2 separate regions of the Homo sapiens genome follow, and region 1 is linked to region 2. Evidence: read pairs that join two places in POLR2A ChIA-PET (ENCODE). Cell type or tissue: PC-3. All regions are shown on one strand. Links, peaks and the distances in the headings refer to the core of each region. The heading gives the core; the rest is flanking DNA. Region 1 overlaps NRP1 (neuropilin 1). Region 2 has its middle 120 kb from the start of LINC02628.

What was found. ChIA-PET counts read pairs that join two places held together with the same protein. Peaks named below come from ENCODE experiments on the same cell type or tissue, not always from the same donor. Only the 100,000 strongest peaks of a DNase experiment are listed, where the experiment ranks them.
Region 1: POLR2A ChIA-PET joins it to region 2 with 6 read pairs; 5 of 35 experiments call an interaction of 5 or more read pairs at or near these places.

Annotation. Positions count from the first base shown.
Region 1 is chr10:33,322,339-33,331,312 of GRCh38, reverse strand. NRP1 (neuropilin 1) reads left to right here. Exons shown (of 17, transcript NM_003873.7): 2 at 431-605. Among named protein-coding and RNA genes, the nearest start is that of NRP1, 7.8 kb to the left of the region's middle. RefSeq lists a silencer at 3,338-3,632. In PC-3, for the core only: CTCF peaks have their summits at 3,119 and 3,321 (motif pointing left); DNase peaks (open chromatin) are centred at 3,442 and 5,192; H3K4me3 peaks cover 3,500 bases; H3K27ac peaks cover 3,694 bases.
Region 2 is chr10:33,479,184-33,488,157 of GRCh38, reverse strand. No RefSeq gene overlaps it. Among named protein-coding and RNA genes, the nearest start is that of LINC02628, 120 kb to the left of the region's middle. RefSeq lists an enhancer at 2,866-3,405. In PC-3, for the core only: no CTCF peak of the experiment used is centred there; no DNase peak of the experiment used is centred there.

The DNA of each region.
Region 1 (8,974 bases), core at 2,271-7,270, 160 kb after region 2:
AAAAACAACACAAGGGGTCGAACAGCATCTTTCAGTCACTTTCCACTTAGAACTTGCTACTTAATGTGATTACACTTCTTGGGGGATAATTAAGTCTAGCAGAAGCTCCCAGGGGACCATGTTAACATCAATTGAGGGGATTTAATGTTTTTAATGCTAGAAGACCTTTTCCTTAGGAAGAAACTTCGGGGCTGGGGGGAAGAGTCCTCTCAGATCTCAGTTGGCTTTCTGCCTGAGTCAACCTTCCTGAGATCAAAGAGTGTTTTTTCCTGGAGTGTTGCACTCAGAGCCACACGAAGGACTTACGGGGACCTTTTAGAGTTCCCCTTAAAAAGTTAAGGAATGTTTAATAACCAGTAATTTACATATAAAGCTAGATTACCTAACAGGTTGTCAGGAAAGATCTGCTAAAATCTTACTTTCATTGCAGATAAATGTGGCGATACTATAAAAATTGAAAGCCCCGGGTACCTTACATCTCCTGGTTATCCTCATTCTTATCACCCAAGTGAAAAATGCGAATGGCTGATTCAGGCTCCGGACCCATACCAGAGAATTATGATCAACTTCAACCCTCACTTCGATTTGGAGGACAGAGACTGCAAGTAAGTGGGAATGTTTTTGAACAGGGCACCACAGCACCATCTAGTGGTCACGCCTGTCTACGGGGGGGAAGTCGGTGTGTACAATGTAGATTATAAATGGATCCAGGAGGGATTCCAATCTCAGCCAGATTATATGTCAATGGTATGGAAATTGAAGTACGTTAAGTGATTTCTGAGTTCCCCAAACCAGGAAGATTATAGTTAAATGTGTAAGCTCTTATACTCCTTCCTGTTAGCACTTTTGGTTTGGGAACTCTTGTTAAGAAATGTATACAGTATGTATGTTTCTTTTTTCTTTCTTTTTTTTTTTTTCCTGGAGAGGGGAAGAACTAGAAACTCAAAAATCTCACTTGTATTTTTACGAAATACAGTGGATCACTAATATACATCGCATCCACAGATAGTGTGATTGGAGATCTCACTATTTGAGATATATTGAACTGTGGCACATCTTATGATTTAAGAACTGCATTCATCTTACTAAGTAAGTTTGACATGGAAAAAGCAAATTGAATAAAATAAGGCCTACAGGATAAGCCAGATGAGGGGTTTTGTAAATGGTGGATTACTGATTAAAATACTTTTATGGAAAATGCTAGAAAATAATTGTTAAGACACGATGAATACAATGGGAACTCAAATACACATCAGTGTTTCATCCACCTGCTTAGTCTTGCTATCTCTTTCTATTGTTAAGTTTCTAAACATCAACTTATGCCCAATTTCGTTATTATGAAGACATTCTCACTATAGAGACAGTCGAAATTATATTTCCTCACTTTATGTGAAAGAACTGGTATGTGGATATTGCTTTCCACAGTATCGAAAGTATGTTTTTACCTTGCACGTAGCAGTCCACTCAGATACATGTTTGCTCGTCTCTCTTAACACCCAACAGACCCCCTGTCTCTGTCTTGTCCACATTATCCCATTCTGACCCACTGAAAGTGGTGTAGTCTCCAGAGACTTGAACCTGAATATCCATCTTTTAAGTTTGTACATATATAAATAGTTTTATCAAAGAAAAATAATCGATTTAAATCTCAATTCTAAAGTGTTTCTCAGGGACTGAGAGGTTTTCACAAGTTTTAAAGTGGGTCAGTTTGGTGTAACCGTATATGATATCTACAGACTACTGCTACCGCTGGACCTAAATATTATTTTGCAAGTATATTCATTGTTAAAGACAGTCTATTTGAACACACATTTCTTTTGGGAAAGAACAGAGTAATATCAAAATCTTCCTACCTGTAGGAAGTGCTCGACAACCTGTTGAGTTGGTTTAGTAAACTAGCTTTTCATGGTCAGAGAGATGAGGTCATTTGGTTCATTCAACATTTTAGTATCTAGAGAATTAGCATAAATCCACAGGCTGATGACCAGTTTCCAAATAATCAGTGTATACTACAGTGCAACAAAATTACACCAATTCCAATTTATCTTTGCTTTGTGATTCAGAAGTGCCTCAGGGCATTATATTGACTTTTTAATTGTGTATGGAAGTTACCATTAATAGTGTTCCAGTGACTGCTTGGAAACAAAGAGTTCATTGTATTGATTTATTTATTTTTGCTAATATTCTTTATGGTGGTTTTTACAGTGTCAATCACCTAGACAATCTGGAGACTTGTTTTCTTTTATATTTGATTTACTTCATTAGTAGTAGCAGTAGTTATTAGTATTTGCTTTTTGACCATGTTTAAACTGCTATAGGAGAAACTCTGGTAAAACATACTCAAGTAATAACATTATTCCAAAAAATAAAGTGCTGTTAGAATTCAATAAACTGACGTTTACTAATTTCTAATCTGGAAATCATGACCATCAATACGTGTAATATAATACTTAAAGAATTCAGAATAATCACTAGTTATTGGCAGTGATGTGGTGGTAAATGTTTAACAGCTGGCTCTTTGGAGAAGACGAGTCAAGTCCTCATTTGTATGTAGCACATGCCAATTTCTGTGGTGTAAATACTCTCATCATAGCCAATTTCAAACTAACCATGTGATGTCACTGTGCCCAGACTAGCAAAGAAATGTGCACAGTTGGTTCTTATGAGCTGGTGGGCGCCAGATCCAGCACACAACTGGAGTAGAAATTTAAGAAGGGAAGCCAGTTGAATCACTTAATATATGTAAAGGGCTTACAATTCTATTTGCACATACATTTCTTCTGGGAAAGAACAGAGTAATATAAAAATCTTCCTACCTGTAGAAAGCGCTCAACAACCTGTTGAGTTGGTGTAGTAAACTAGCTTTTCATGGTCAGGGAAATAAGGTCATCTGGTTCATTCAACATTTTGGTGCCTAGAGAATTAGCATAAATCCATAGGCTGATGATCAGTTTCCAAATAATCAGCGTATACTAATTATTACAACAGCATCTCACAGTATTACAATGGTGTCTAGCTCACAGTAAACCTTAAATAATGATTTGTCATATCATGGTGTCAGGTGGGGTATAATGGGATTAAAGGAGCACCTTTTTGGTTAGTTTTCTTTTTAAAAAGTACATTAAAAGATGATTGTAATTCACAGAAAATGACAGTTTTAGTGATATCAGCAAAGTATTTGAGAAACTGACATGGCCAAGAAGATGTTACATAACAATCTTAATAATGGTGACTTTGTTTGTTTTTTTAATGCTACAGAGTAAGGTGATTTCTTAATTGTCCCAACTGAGGCTTTGCTCTCTGTGAAGGTGTCATCTCCTGGCCAAAGCTGAAAGGCTGTTATATTTAGCCTGATGAAGTCAATGGAGATTAGATCCATGGAAAATATCTTCCTGCTGTGTTTTGAAGTGTTGCATTGTGAGCTTTTTATCAATGAGAAACTCCAGAAAGATATAGGAAGACCAGCATAAGGCATTCCTTTCACTATCTTTCTAAGCTGATTCATATGAATGACTAGTGCTCAGTGTTGAAGGGTGCATTTGAGATTCTACAAATGTGGCAAAATACTTACCTCCTTTTGTGAAGGCTTTGAGAAGAATCCACAGATTTAAATTTTACAGGGGATTGGAATGCCCTAGGGGGAAAAAAAAAACCTGGGAACACCAGAAATTATTTGAAGAACAAATTCATAGACTTCAAAGTTTAGATTAGATTCCTACAAACATAGTTTTGTTATTAGGGTTTTTTTGTACTTTATATCAGGCTATTTACAAAAATGGATTGGAGGTGGCACAAAACTAGGCACAGTTAAAACCACATTCTGAAAGCTGGTGAGCTTTTAGTTATCACTCTTGTTAAGAACAAACTATTCATCTTATTTAAGACATTTAATATTTTTCCTTGTTCCAGCTTCATTATATGTCTGTTGGCAGTAAAAAACATTTGCTATGCTGATGTCATAGGGTTACTAGTAGGATCAAGTAGTAGATAGGAAAGCCTTTTTAAAAGGTAAAAGTGACCCTCAAAATAAGTTATCATTATTATGATATCTTTAACAAGTTGGTGATTTTTAGAACATTTGGAAATATGAAACTAAACATACGTCAAAACTAAATCTATTGACCCAGTAATGAGATGATTTGCACATGATACACCCTGCATTTTCTCTTGAAATGGTCAGTATTTGTATAGTCAACTTCCACCCTGAGAAAGCTTAAGAAATCGATGCCTTAGCACATTTGCTTATTGTGAAACATCTTTGAAACCCAAGTAAACAGTTTTCTTTTGTAGAGTATAGGGATGGTTAAGTCATTAGACCAGCTACATAGTCCTGGTAGAAAAAAAAAAATTTTTTATTTAGATTTTTATTGTTTTATGTATAATTAGGTAAAAAACATCATTTCATAATCTTAACAATACAGTATACAGTCACAACTTCTCATGTGAATAGCACCAAGACTGACCCAGTTCATGAGTTAATTCTGGATCATACTTTGCAAAATGGTGAAGTTTTTGCAGTGGCTGTCAAAGGTGGATACTTCGTTAGGAAAATTAAATGTGTAAGTTGTGCCTCCATAGTTTTAACATGCAACATTCTGTGTCTATGCCAGCACTGAATGAGGTTTCATTACAAATAAGCATCAGAACCATAATACTATAACCCCTTAATTCTTTTATTGAACAAGATGTGGTGTAAATCAGTCGATCAACAGACCAGTGGAGCGTCTGTCTGCAGGGCTAACACAGAACTAGGATTTTTTCCCAGCTATATATATGCATGATTTTATTATTAGATTGAGAGGATTCTAGAGAATGCTCTGACCGAAGAAGGTGTTGAGGGAGAGGAAGGAATGTTGATTTCTTTTTTGCCAGCAAAATCCTGCACACTTGTGAAGTGTCAAAGCATAATTAAAAATAGAAAAGAAATAAAGAAGTGACCAGTGGAGAGTTTTCGGAAACACATGTTCATTGCACATTGAAAATGGTTTTCAGTATGTACATCGAACTAGTTAGATCTTACTCCACTAAAGTTTTCTTCAGTGGTAAGGCAGACATCTTGAATCTCATAAAAGTTTATATCTGTATAATAAACAAGAATGTCATTGATATGGTAGTTAGAATTTATGAAACTTCTCCAGTTTCCCAGCAATGCACACAATCAGCATGATAATTTATAATGGTTTGTGACAAATACTGCTGAGCAAAGAGGTGTATGGTTACATTCAGATCAGATGTCACCATCCGGGGAGCAATAAAAATTTCACAGACATTGGGTTAAAAACATTAAGGAAATGAATGCAAAGCTCTAACAAAAGTCTAAAAAGGTGGTAGCATTGGGGGACTCAAACCCAGTAGTGCTTTTCCTACTGACAAGAAGAAAATCTTACTTACCGACTTCAGTGTCTGATTTGACAGTGCTGTTTCATATCATGGCACAGTTGCTTTTTTCAACTATGATTTAGATTTGTAATCTCTCCTCTGTGTAACCAACAATAGGCATGTTTTTCCTAACTCAGTGCGTTCAAAGGAAGATCGCATACTTGTAACTTCGTAAGAAGTTTAATCATAGTGAAATTATAAGCAAATAGAGATGATATTCGTTTCAGAATTTTGTTGGGATAATTCAGATATTGTTCCTTTAATGCTAGTTTTTAAATTACCTAAATTATTAAAAACTTTGAAACAGTGCTAATGTCTTTTATTTTCAGAGAATATAAACTTATGGAATGAAAAATAATCTGCCCTTGGTTTCTCAAATCTGATTATTCCCGCACATTTACATTTATTCCTGCACATTTACACTTATTGGCATTTTTTGGAGTGTAAGTTCCATTTTCTGTTTTCCTGAGTAATATGAGTAATATTTTCTGTTTTAATCTTTCTTTATTATTACTAGCATGGATTTTTTAGGATTAATTTGGATTTTTAAAAAATGTTACATTAAAATACTATTTATCTTAATCACTGAGTTTTTGGCTTTTTGTATCCAAGGGAAGTACCTCACTCTAGTCTTGTATTTTAGAGCATCACTTAGACTAAAACAAAATCCTTGTTTTATGGAAAACTGAGTTTTTTAAGCCAAACTACATCTCTATTTTCCATATGAAATAGAGAAGAATATATACCTTTAGTAAAGTATAATATATATTTAGAAAAATACACAACCCAAGTATAAGATTTGATAAAATTTTGCAAGGTGGATACATCCACAAAACCAATCTAGAGGCCAACATTTCCAGCTTCCTAGAAGCCCTCTGATGTCAGTTTTAGTCACCAACCTTTGCCCTCAAGGGCAACTGCTGTCCTAACTTCTGTGACTTCATTTTTATACATTTCAAAATCAGGTAAAACTCAACTAGAGTCTTAGAAGTCTGTATGTACAGGCCAGGCACGGTGGCTCACTCGCAAACATTGGGAGCCAGAGGCAGGCATCACTTGAAGTCAGGAGTTCGACTGAAACCAGCCTGGCCAACATGGTGAAACCCCGTCTCTACTAAAAATACAAAAATTAGCCAGGCAAGGTGGTGCACGCCTGTAGTCCCAGCTACTCGGGAGGCTGAGGCAAGAGAATGGCTTGAACCTGGGAAGCGGAGGTTGCAGTGAGCCAAGATCCGCACCATTGCACTCCAGCCTGGGCAACAGGAGCAAAACTCCGTCTCAAAAAAAAGAAGCCTGTGGGTACTATCCTTGAACATAGACAGTGAAAGTCTTTGGAGTGGATATAGAAAAAATAGGTACTATTTCTAATCAAAAAGCAGAATCCTACTGATGCATTTTCTAATTTTTTTCAGTGGCTACTGATGGAAATATCTTGTCTTTGTTTCAAACTTTTCAATCTGGAGCCTGCTTTATTATGCAGATTTTATGTGCAAGCAAATTCAGAAACATTCTCCTTTGCCGTATTTTTCTTCATCTTTTTATTTCTGGTTTTGATCTCTGGTGACTTCTCAATGTGAGAGGCACCACCACCAAGCTCAATTCAATTAAAAAACTATTGGTGGAAGAATGAACCCTCCTCAGAAGAACTGCTGGCCAAAGTTGTTACTACCACTTGCAGCATCCTTGGTTATTACTCAGGCAGATAATTATCTGCTTTCTTCCTTTTGATTTTTTTCCCCATTAGCACCAAATTTAATTTGAACAGAGCCTCGTGTGTTTAATAAAATTAATTTTCTTTATTATCCCTTAGTATAAGCAATCACATTTGATCATAATGAATTTTGAGTATTACGAGGTTGTTTTGTGTTAGGCATTTCTGTAATTTAAAGGAAGCAACTTTTGCGAGCTAAAGGAGAAGGTTGGTTGAAATCTTATCAGACTGAATCAACATGTGCATGGCATTTCCAACGAGATTTCACTTTAGGGAGCAGGCACTTAACTGATCCAAGTGAGACATATGCCTTCAGCGGGCATGCACATTCTCAGCTCCTTTCTTTCCAGCATAAAACTTGATACTTGCATGCCTGCTGACATGGCTCCACAGAAGCGCACACACAAACACATATGTGTGTGTAAAGGAAGCTAAAAAATAAACGTAACTAATTGCAGTGGTAGTATTCATCTAGACTGATCATTAAGCCTAAAGAACAACAAGAAACAAAAATTCATTTGGATCAGGTTCCAAATGCCTCTTGCCTGGGTGTTTGTCATCCATCCTGATTGTAAGAGTCAGTGGCTTGGCAGTTCGTTGCACCTTGAGAGGAGGGTTCTCCTGCTCTTCTCTGGTTGATTGGCCTGTATCTGGTATCTAGGGCAGTTAGTAGTGTCTTATGGTTGAAACAATTCATAGATAGCTTAGGAAGTGAAGCACATTCATTCAGAGCTCTACTAAGTTCTGCAGAGGAGCAGAGGAAGAAAAAAAAACAAACAGAATATTTTGGCTTCCGTCTACTCAATTCCTTTATAGAGTTCAAGTTCATGGAGAACTTTTGCCTTATAACGTGGTCTTCCTCCTCATCAAGCCCAGGTCTTTATTGCTAGATCTTCTTTGGTCAACATGTTGTTTTTTTCTTCTTTAACTTAAATAATCATAGAGTGTTTGGGAAGGAATAATTATGACTGGTTTTTTTTTGAAAAACATATTTATTTATTTATTTAAAACACAGAAGGATGGGGGGGCTTCTCACTATGTTGCCCAGGCTGGTCTCGAACTCCTGAGGTAAGCCATTCTCTGTCTCAGCTTCCCAAAGTAATGAGATTACAGGCCTGAGCCACCATGTCCAACCTATGCCGGGCTCTTGCTGTTGAGTCTTCAATATGTGCCCATTATGGGGATGAGCACTCACTTTTCTCTCATCCTCATTTGACAGCTGAGATCCCTGAAGCTGGGAAAAGTCATATGAACAGAACCCAAATAAATAGTTGCTGCGTCACAAATCTTTCTGTCTTTGTGATCAAAGTCACACATGGATGTGCTTTTTGAATGAGGAAATTCTCATGAAACGTTACCAGCTTATTTTTTCTTCAAGCAACTCTTTTATTAACAAGTTCTCAGGAAAGTTTAAGTATAAACCAACTAATTCTGAGGAAGGACTTAATTTTTGAACTTTAAGTTCAGATTAAATAAGCACTTGTGAAAACTGTGCATAGAAACTTTCAACCAATTGGTGGTTTTCCACTCAATTGAAACTTGGCCAGAGTGGTGGCTCAGGTCTGTAATCCCAGCACTTTGGGAGACGGAGGTGAGAGGATTGCTTGAGGCCAGGAGTTCAAGGCTAGCCTGAGCAACATAGCAAGACCCTCTCTCTACAAAAAATAAAAAATTAGTGAATTGTGGTGGTGCACACCTGTAATCCCAGTGCTTTTGGGGGCCAAGGCAGGAAGATCGCTTAGGCCAGGAGTTTGGAGTTTGAGGTGACAGTGAGCTATAATCTTGCCACTGCACTCCAGCTTCGGCAATAGAGCGAGACTCTATCCTTCAGTTTTTAAAAAAACAAATAAATAAATAAAAACTTGCCTTAACTTAGGAATGGAA
Region 2 (8,974 bases), core at 2,185-7,184:
AAATGTCTTCAGTACCACTTTGGATCTCATCTTTACCTATTTCTGGTTCGAGCCATCCATGGGGCATCATCATTTTTTTGTTTTGTTTTGTTTTTTGAGATGGAGTCTCTCTCTGTCGCCCAGGCAGGAGTGCAGTGGCGTGATCTTGGCTCACTGCAGCCTCCGTCTCCCAGGTTCAAGCGATTCTCCTGCCTCAACCTCCTGAGTAGCTGGGATTACAGGAGCCCGCTACCATGCCCAGCTAATTTTTTTTTTTTTTTTTTGTATTTTTAGTAGAGATGGGGTTTCACTATGTTGGCCAGGCTGGTCTCGAACTCCTGACCTTATGATCCACCTGCCTCGGCCTCCCAAAGTGCTGGGATTACAGGCGTGAGCCACCATGCCCTGCCGGAGCATCATCCTTTTGTGCATCATCTCTGGTTCACTTTGCATAACTTGACCTCAGTTTCCTTCATTCCCTGCCACTGGATTGTAGAGTTTGAGGACAGATACATGGTGTGCCTTATTTATTGCTGTAGTCCAGTGCCTACAACAGTGTCAGTTAATAATACTAATAATCAACATAACTAATAATAACTAATAATTTGTTCATTATTAATAAATTACCACTAAATATTTGTTGAATAAATGGATGAAAGCATGAATTCTTCAGGACCTTAATAAATGCTATTTTCTCTATTCACTGCCAGAAATAGACAACTTACCATCTCTGTTTGCCTGAAGAATTTGTGCTCACTGTTCAAGGCCCAGTTCAAATGCTTGTGAAGCTGCTTTGAGCTCTTAGGGAGAGTTGGTCTCTGCATCCTCTGTACCATCCCCTGCTGGCTCTTGCATTCATAACAACACCCAGCATCCTGCAGGACAATGATGTCCTTCCTCCAGGGTTAACAAAGCATCGTGTCTATGGAAGTAGAAACAGAGAGCCAGTAAAATTTAGAGACTTGCTCAAAATTCTAAAACCGAAACTGAAACCCAGACTTCAATCTAGAGCTTTTGCCATTTTAACATATACTTCCTGAAGTGCTGTGTCTAAAAGGACTATCTTTCCAAACCTGTCTGGATCGTTTCCTAGATATCCTGGTTTCTCTCAAAACTTTCTTGCTGTCTGAATGCAGAGATGGTTAGAGGCCACTGGTATTTTTCTCACCGACTCTCTTTGGTATCTGGTCAAATATACAGTGCTCGGTACACTGTAAACACCCAGAAACTGTTGAAATAGATACATACATGTGTTATTGTCTATTTTTTTCTGTACTTATATGGCTAAAATTTTAGCATTCTCCATCACCACCTAAGTCTTGTTTTTGAGTTCCACCCTATCCTCCTTCCTGTCTTAGCTCCCACTTTCCGACCCTGTGTATTGAACTCATATTCTCCAGATCACATTATAAAAATGCATGTTCTAGGGTACAAGGCTAGAATGTTCTATGTTGCTCATGGCTGGACTTGCAAGTGTCCTGGCTGCACTTACTGCCCATCCCAAACAGTCTTATGCAAAAGAATCCAGGAGGCTACTTTTGGGAATAATGTCTTGCAAATCTCAGGTTTTTTATATTTTGTGTTTTCTTGACTCCCTGGACAGCCATGGCCCTATGCTCGTGCTGATGCAATGCTGTCTGAGAAGGGCTCTGTTCTTGTGATATTGGTCATTGCCAGGGAAAGCTCTAGAAAGGAAGGATCCATTTTTTTTCAGACAAAGGCATTGGAATTAACCTGTTCCTTGAAGCTCAGAAGGACTGAGTAAATTCCTCAGCAGAACTTCATGTGCTAATGTGGGTGATGTGCTTTAAGATTAGATATGTCTTATATCCAAAGCTTCCAGATGGCCTTAAAGATCTCTGAAAGTTGGAAACTTTGCAGTAATCTATTCTGGGAATTTTAAAAAATGAACAAATACAGGAAGGGGGTCTATATTAAGTAGTGGAGGTTGTAAGAAATATACTTTTTCAATAGAGCCCTTTTAGCATTCTTTTTTTTTTTTTTTTTTTTTTGAGACAGAGTTTCACTCTGGTTGCCCATGCTGGAGTACAATGGTGCAATCTCAGCTCACTACGAACTCTGCCTCCCGGGTTCAAGCGATTTTCCTGCTTTAGCCTCCCAAGTAGCTGGGATTACAGGCACCCACCACCACACCTGGCTAATTTTGTATTTTTAATAGAGACGGAGTTTTACCATGTTGGCCAGGCTGCTCTCAAACTCCTGACCTCAGGTGATCCACCTACCTCAGCCTCCCAAAATGCTGGGATTACAGGCGCTAGCCACCACACCCAGCTTAGCATTCTATTATATTCCCATCATCATCAGCCCTTATTTTCAGTCCCTGGGCTGCAAATACAATGAAAATGACTCCTTCCACAGCAGAAATCATGTCAAGGGCTTTTTCACAGAGGCTGAATTACAAGCTCTGTTCCACATGTCTCATGAGTAGAGTCCTAGATGCCCAACAGCTTGCTGACCCTCTGTCTTTCTTTGACCTGGGAACTTGTGGCATTGTGTTCTTTCCTGGTTGCTGAACCTCTGTCTTACTTCACCTTGATACCCTTGCATTCTGACTTTTGACTTCTCGCCTGTTAAGATTCTACCGCTTTCTAAAAACCCTGCTTCTGCAGATTTCAGGTTCTCACTTCCTGCCTGGTCTGTGAGGCACACCATTATCCAAGGTTCACCATTGTATCCACAACAATGAAAAGAGAACTACATCAAACTGCCTGGGAGTAGTCAGAGAGTTCAGAAGTCAGAGACTTCACTGGGAAAGAATAAATGGGGACTTTCTTTTTGAAGGAGAGAAACCTGCCTTTTTGTATTATTTTTGTATACTTTGTACTTTCCCTAGGATGATCATCTTCGTGTTGTTCTCAGCTGAGATTCAGCAAATGTTTTCTTTTCCCCACTTCCTAAATTAGCTGGGACTCCCAGAAAACGACGATCATAAAACAAGATACAGTGTTTCTAGAAAATGCAAGGGATATTTCAATCCATTACCCAGAACTGCCACTCATTTAGGAGAAGTCTTGAGGGCTTAACAGGATTATTGTACACCTAATGTAAGAATCCCAAGGAGATTAAGAAGAATAAATAAGAATTGAATGACAAAGTCTTAAAGCACAGTTAAAGCTTTTTAAACTGGAGAGCAAGAGACCTCCAACAGACAGAAGATTGTTTCCTAAGAAAAGGGGCGTGCGTCTCCTTTATGGTGTAATGAGCTCCTGGAAATTGCATCATCCCAGGCAGAAAATCCCAGAGGAGACTAAGCCTGTCCATGTACATTGTTAGGCTGAATCTTGAAAATGCCCAGCATCATTGGTAAAAATCATGGAATGAGCAAATAAACACCATGAGAAACAAGGTATGGATGTTTGCCAGGCTACATTGAATGAGCCAAGAGGAAAACTTTAAAGTAGTAACAAATTAATAAGCAAATAAGGATTGCCATGGTGACCCTGAATTATGGCATCAATTTTTTTCTTCTAAAAACAGTACCGATTGCATTAATATCTTGATTATATTTCAATCATAATGTTTGTGTCCTCCATCACGCTCATCTGATCTTAGACAAATGGTCTGTCTTCTTTTTGAAAAAAAATAGATACTGGATGGGTTTCTGAATGGAGACACAGATTCCGAGCAATATCACAAAGAAATATATAAAAACAAGCTGGTCCTTCGAAAAGGAGTTGTTAGAAGCAGGCAGTTTGGTTCTGCCTGGGCCTCGATTCTTATACTAGGACCCTGATAAATCACTTCTAAAGTGTTCAGACACTCTGTATGTTGAACTCAGATTCTCCAGGTCACATTATTAAAAGGCATGTTTTAAGATGCAAGGCTAGAATGTTCTATGTTGCCTGTGGCTGGACCTGCCACAGTGTGAAGGGTACAGTTACTGCTTACCCCAAAGAGTTTTGTGCAAACCTATCAGGGAGACTGCTTTTGGGAACAGTGTCTTGCAAATCCCAGCTTTTTGGATTTTGTGCTTTCTTGACTCTGTGGACTAAAACTTCAGCAGCCGTGGCCCTGTGCTCTTGCTAATATTAATATAACGCTCTTGGAGAAGGGGTCTGTGTCAATTGCCCTGACTGTGAACCAGTCACATGCTCTCTTTTTAATGAAAATATATGGGCCACTGTTTTCCCTGAGTCTGTGTCATTTCCTGGGAGTCTGAGTGACACAGTGGCCCTGACATATGGCAAAATATATTACCGCCTCTCCCTGCCACATCTGCTTGAGTCTGAAGTGGAATGGTGAGATTGGAAATGCAATGTGCTTCCATGGAAGATCAGATCATTCTCACACCCCTCCAAAATGCTGCAGCCACTGGGCTTCCATAAACATTTCTAGAGAACCAGTTTCTAATAGAGGGTCTTTGGCTTGCACGAAGCAGCAGCTAATTCTCATTCAAATTAAACAACAGAATGAGTCTATTGGTGGCTTTGTTAGAAGTCAGATCACTCAGGCATGGCATTCAGCTTGAGTCCAAAATGAGCTGTCTCAAACGGAGTGGCTCACTTTAGCACAGTAAACAATGACCACCTGCTATTCTCTCGAATGCATCTAGAGGCTAAGGAGCACTTTATTATTTTAACTAGCACGCAGCCTCTGGAGGCTGCCATGTAGACATCAATCACCAAATTTACAGCTTGTAATGATATCTAGGATATGAGAATGCAATGCCTTTAAGAATCCCTTCCACAAAATATGAAGTCAAATTGAACTTTAATCTTTAGAGCAAAGGAAATACATTCTTTTCCCTGGGGAGTTAAGAAATGTGAGCAAATTGTAAGTGACTTTTAAAGTATACAATAAGACTGCCAGCCCTATTCATGGGGAAAAAATAATTGGCACTTTATGTCAGTATTTTCCATGAATTATTTGAAAAACAGATAAAATGTGTCATTTATACAGAACTACTTCCCACCGTTCTTCAAAGCTCCTTTCTACTGAATAAGTAATCACCCTTCACTGGTGATTGGCACATGTGTATAACTCCAACTTGGGCAAAATATGTCAGAAAACCCTTGGGTTGGTTTATATGTAAGATATCCAGAGTCTTTGGATGTAAGAAAGAAATTGAAAAAAAAAAGATGCTAAGCTCTGTCACCCTTGGGTTACACAGACAGGTGTCTATTCCTTCCCTGGACACTGAATCCTGGGCACTAGAAGATCATTCAGGGCAGATAAAGACCCCGTGCCTGAAGGAGTTACAAACTGCATTTCTTACCAGCATTTAGAACTTTAGCTCCTTACTTCCAATAAAGGGAAACACTTCTCTGACATTTACCCTTAAATTACATGGAAAATAGTCTCAAGACAAGCTAATTTGTTGGAGAATGATGGGTGTTCCTGGTGTTTCTCATCTTTGTAAGCAAAAAGATTACCATCCTTTATAGAGGAGAAGGGGGTTGCATATAGCTTGCCAATGCAATGTGTTGTGGACTGTGTATGGAAGAGAGGTTAACTATCCGAGAGACAAATATTTTGTTCTTTCTTGGCAGGAGAATCAAAAGTGGGCGTTTGATGTTAAAGCCCTGAGTCCTTCTAAGTGTTTCCATGTCCCTCTCTGCAGCCACGTGACATTAAAATCTTCAGCAAATTAAGCAAATGAGTAAAACATGTACCGCACTGAGATGCACGCAGGCTTAATGTATTATTCCTTCTATGCATGAAAAATATCACAAAGTGACATGTAGGAGCGATGCTTGAAATTGTTTCCTGGGATCTTTCTTTAGAAATCTTTGTAAACTGGCCAGGCTTGGTGGCTCACGTCTGTAATCCCAGTATTGTGGGAAGCCGAGGTGGGAGGATCACCTGAGGCCAAGAGTTCCAGAACAGTCTGGGCAATATAGTGAGACCCCAGTTCTACAAAAAAATTAAAACATTAGCCCAATGTGGTGGCACGTGCCTGTAGTGCTAGCTACTCAGGAGACTGAGATGAGAGGATCCCTTGAGCCCAGGAGTTCCAGGTTGCAGTGAGCCATGATTATGACACTGCACTACAGCCTGGGTGACAGAATAAGACCCAGGCTGAAAGAAAGAAAGGAAGAAAGAAAGGGAAGAAGGGAGGAAGGGAGGAAGGGAGAAAGAGAGAAAGAAGGAAAGAAAGAAGGAAAGAAGGAAAGAAGGAAGGGAAAGAAACAAAGAAAGAAAGAAAGAAAGAAAGAAAGAAAGAAAGAAAGAAAGAAAGACAGAGAAAGAAAGAAAGAAAGATTTTTATAAACCCTGAGACTACAAAAGTGTTAGCATGGAAAGTATCTACCAGTTGCGTTAGTTCATTTTCAACACATAACTCTTTATTTTGGCCCAGGCCTTACGTATTACTGATGCCTGATAGTTTTCTCGTTTCATGGTTCACTCACCGTGTTTGTTAGGAAGGGTCAAGGGAGACACCACCACTGTGCAAGAGAGAACATAAGGCACATTCCCTCTCCACAAATACCATTCAGAGCAAGCAGAAGCTCTAATGACCCTTTTGATCATTGTGGCCTTCTAGTAGACGCCACAACCTCATAGGAAATTCCCCTCCTCCTGCAGGCTCCCCTAGCACTCACACCCAGAAAGCAGAAGGCAATCTTGCTCTGGTCAGAGGTTGGGAAGGCCTAGGTTGGTAGCTCATGGGATTCACTGTCCCAATAATCTTGCTGCTTCTTTCCCCTGACCCCAGAGCTCAATTAGGATAAGAATAAGGCTTCTGTCTCCTTCAATTTCTGTTTATTTAGAGGCCACTCTCCTGGTTTCCAGTTCTTTCCAGATGGAGGCCTGCTCTTCCTGTCAGCAGAACTAGACCTCAGACTCTGCACCTTGGCTAAGCTGCCCCCAGGATTCAATTATCTCCACCTGGCTCCTCCCTTGACACAGGGAGATTATTACAATTCGATGTGAGATTTGGGTGGGGGACACAGCCAAACCATATCACTGACTCTCTGCTTTCCCATGCTGTCTGGAGTCTTGGATACTACCCTGATCCTTGTGGGCTCCCCAGATGGTAAAACCAGTGCCTGTCCTGAACTGACCACTGGGAGTCATGGTGCTCTGTACCATGCTCAGATGCCCAGCTTGGTGAGCTATGCTTCCTGCAGCTCAGTTGGGCCTGTCTCGTTCTAGTATGTATGTGTGGCCACTGCCAGCACAGCGTATTGAGAGGTGACAGTGTGCTGGTAGTTCTCACAGCCCTCTTTCGCTCTTGGCTTCTCCTCTGCCTGGGCTCCCACTTTGGCGGCACTTGAGGAGCCCTTCAGCCGACCACTGCACTGTGGGAGCCCCTTTCTGGGCTGGCCAAGGCCGGAGCCGTCTCCCTCAGCTTGCGGGGAGGTGTGGAGGGAGAGGCGCCGGCGGCAACCGGGGCTGCGCGTGGTGCTTGCGGGCCAGGACGAGTTCCGGGTGGGTGTGGGCTTGGTGGGCCCCGCACTCGGAGCAGCCGGCCCTGCCGACCCTGGGCAATGAGGGGCTTAGCACCCGGGCCAGCGGCTGCAGAGGGTGTGCTGGGTCCCCCAGCAGTGCCGGCCCACCGGTGCTGCTCTCGATTTCTCGCTGGGCCTTAGCTGCCTCCCCGCAGGGCAGGGTTCGGGACCTGCAGCCAGCCACGCCTGAGCCTCCCCCCTCCCCCATGGGCTCCTGTGCGGCCCGAGCCTCCCCGATGAGCACCACCCCCTGCTCCAGGGCGCCCAGTCCCATTGACCACCCAAGGGCTGAGGAGTGCCGGGGGACGGCGCTGGACTGGCAGGCAGCTCCACCTGCAGCCCCGGTGTGGGATCCACCGGGTAAAGCCAGCTGGGCTCCTGAGTCTGGTGGGAACGTGGAGAACCTTTATGTCTAGCTCAGGGACTGTAAATACACCAATGGGCACTCTGTATCTAGCTCAAGGTTTGTAAACACACCAATCAGCAGCCTGTGTCTAGCTCAGGGTTTGTGAATGCACCAATCGACACTCTGTATCTAGCTACTCTGGTGGGGCCTTAGAGAACCTTTGTGTCACACTCTGTATCTAGCTAATCTGGTGGGGACGTGGAGAACCTTTGTGTCTAGCTCAGGGATTGTAAACGCACCAATCAGCACCCTGTCAAAACAGACCACTAGGCTCTACCAATCAGCAGGATGTGGGTGGGGCCAGATAAGGGAATAAAAGCAGGGTGCCCGAGCCAGCAGTGGCAACGCGCTGGGGTCCCCTTCTGCACTGTGGAAGCTTTGTTCTTTTGCTCTTTGTAATAAATCTTGCTACTGCTCACTCTTTGGGTCTACACTGCTTTTATGAGCTGTAACGCTCACCGTGAAGGTCTGCAGCTTCACTCCTGAAGCCAGCGAGACCACAAGCCCACCTGGAAGAACGAACAACTCCAGACGCGCCATCTTAAGAGCTGTAACATTCACCGCGAGGGTCCGCGGCTTCATTCTTGAAGTCAGTGAGACCGAGAACCCACCAATTCCAGACACAGTATCAGTAGTTTCCAAATTGCTGGGGGCCTGACCAGTTCTTCTTCTCTGGAAACTGACACTTAAATCATAGCCAGCCATGTGTCTGTCATATGACCCTGGGCCTCCCTCTTCTCTCTACACTGCCACTTCCAAGCCCCCAATGTAATTGATGGGCCCTACCCAACATGGGCCCATCAGATTCTTGTCCTATGGAATTTAGAAGTGCACAGGTGTGTTTAAAGGGAGGGAGGGCTAGGTGCGGTGGCTCATGGGTCTAATCTCAGCACTTTGGGAGGCTGAGGTGGGTGGATCACTTGAGGTCAAGAATTGGAGACCAGCCTGGCCAACATGGTGAAACCCTGTTTCTACTAAAAGTACAAAAATTAGCTGAGTGTGGTGGTGCATATTTGTAATCCCAGCTACTCGGGAGGCTGAGGTGGGAGAATCACTTGAACCCAGGAGGTGGAGGTTGCAGTGAACCGCCACTGCATTCTAGCCTGGGTGACAGAGACTCTGTCTCAAATATATATATAAATAGAGAGAGCGAGATCTGATAACCACCATCCCAATT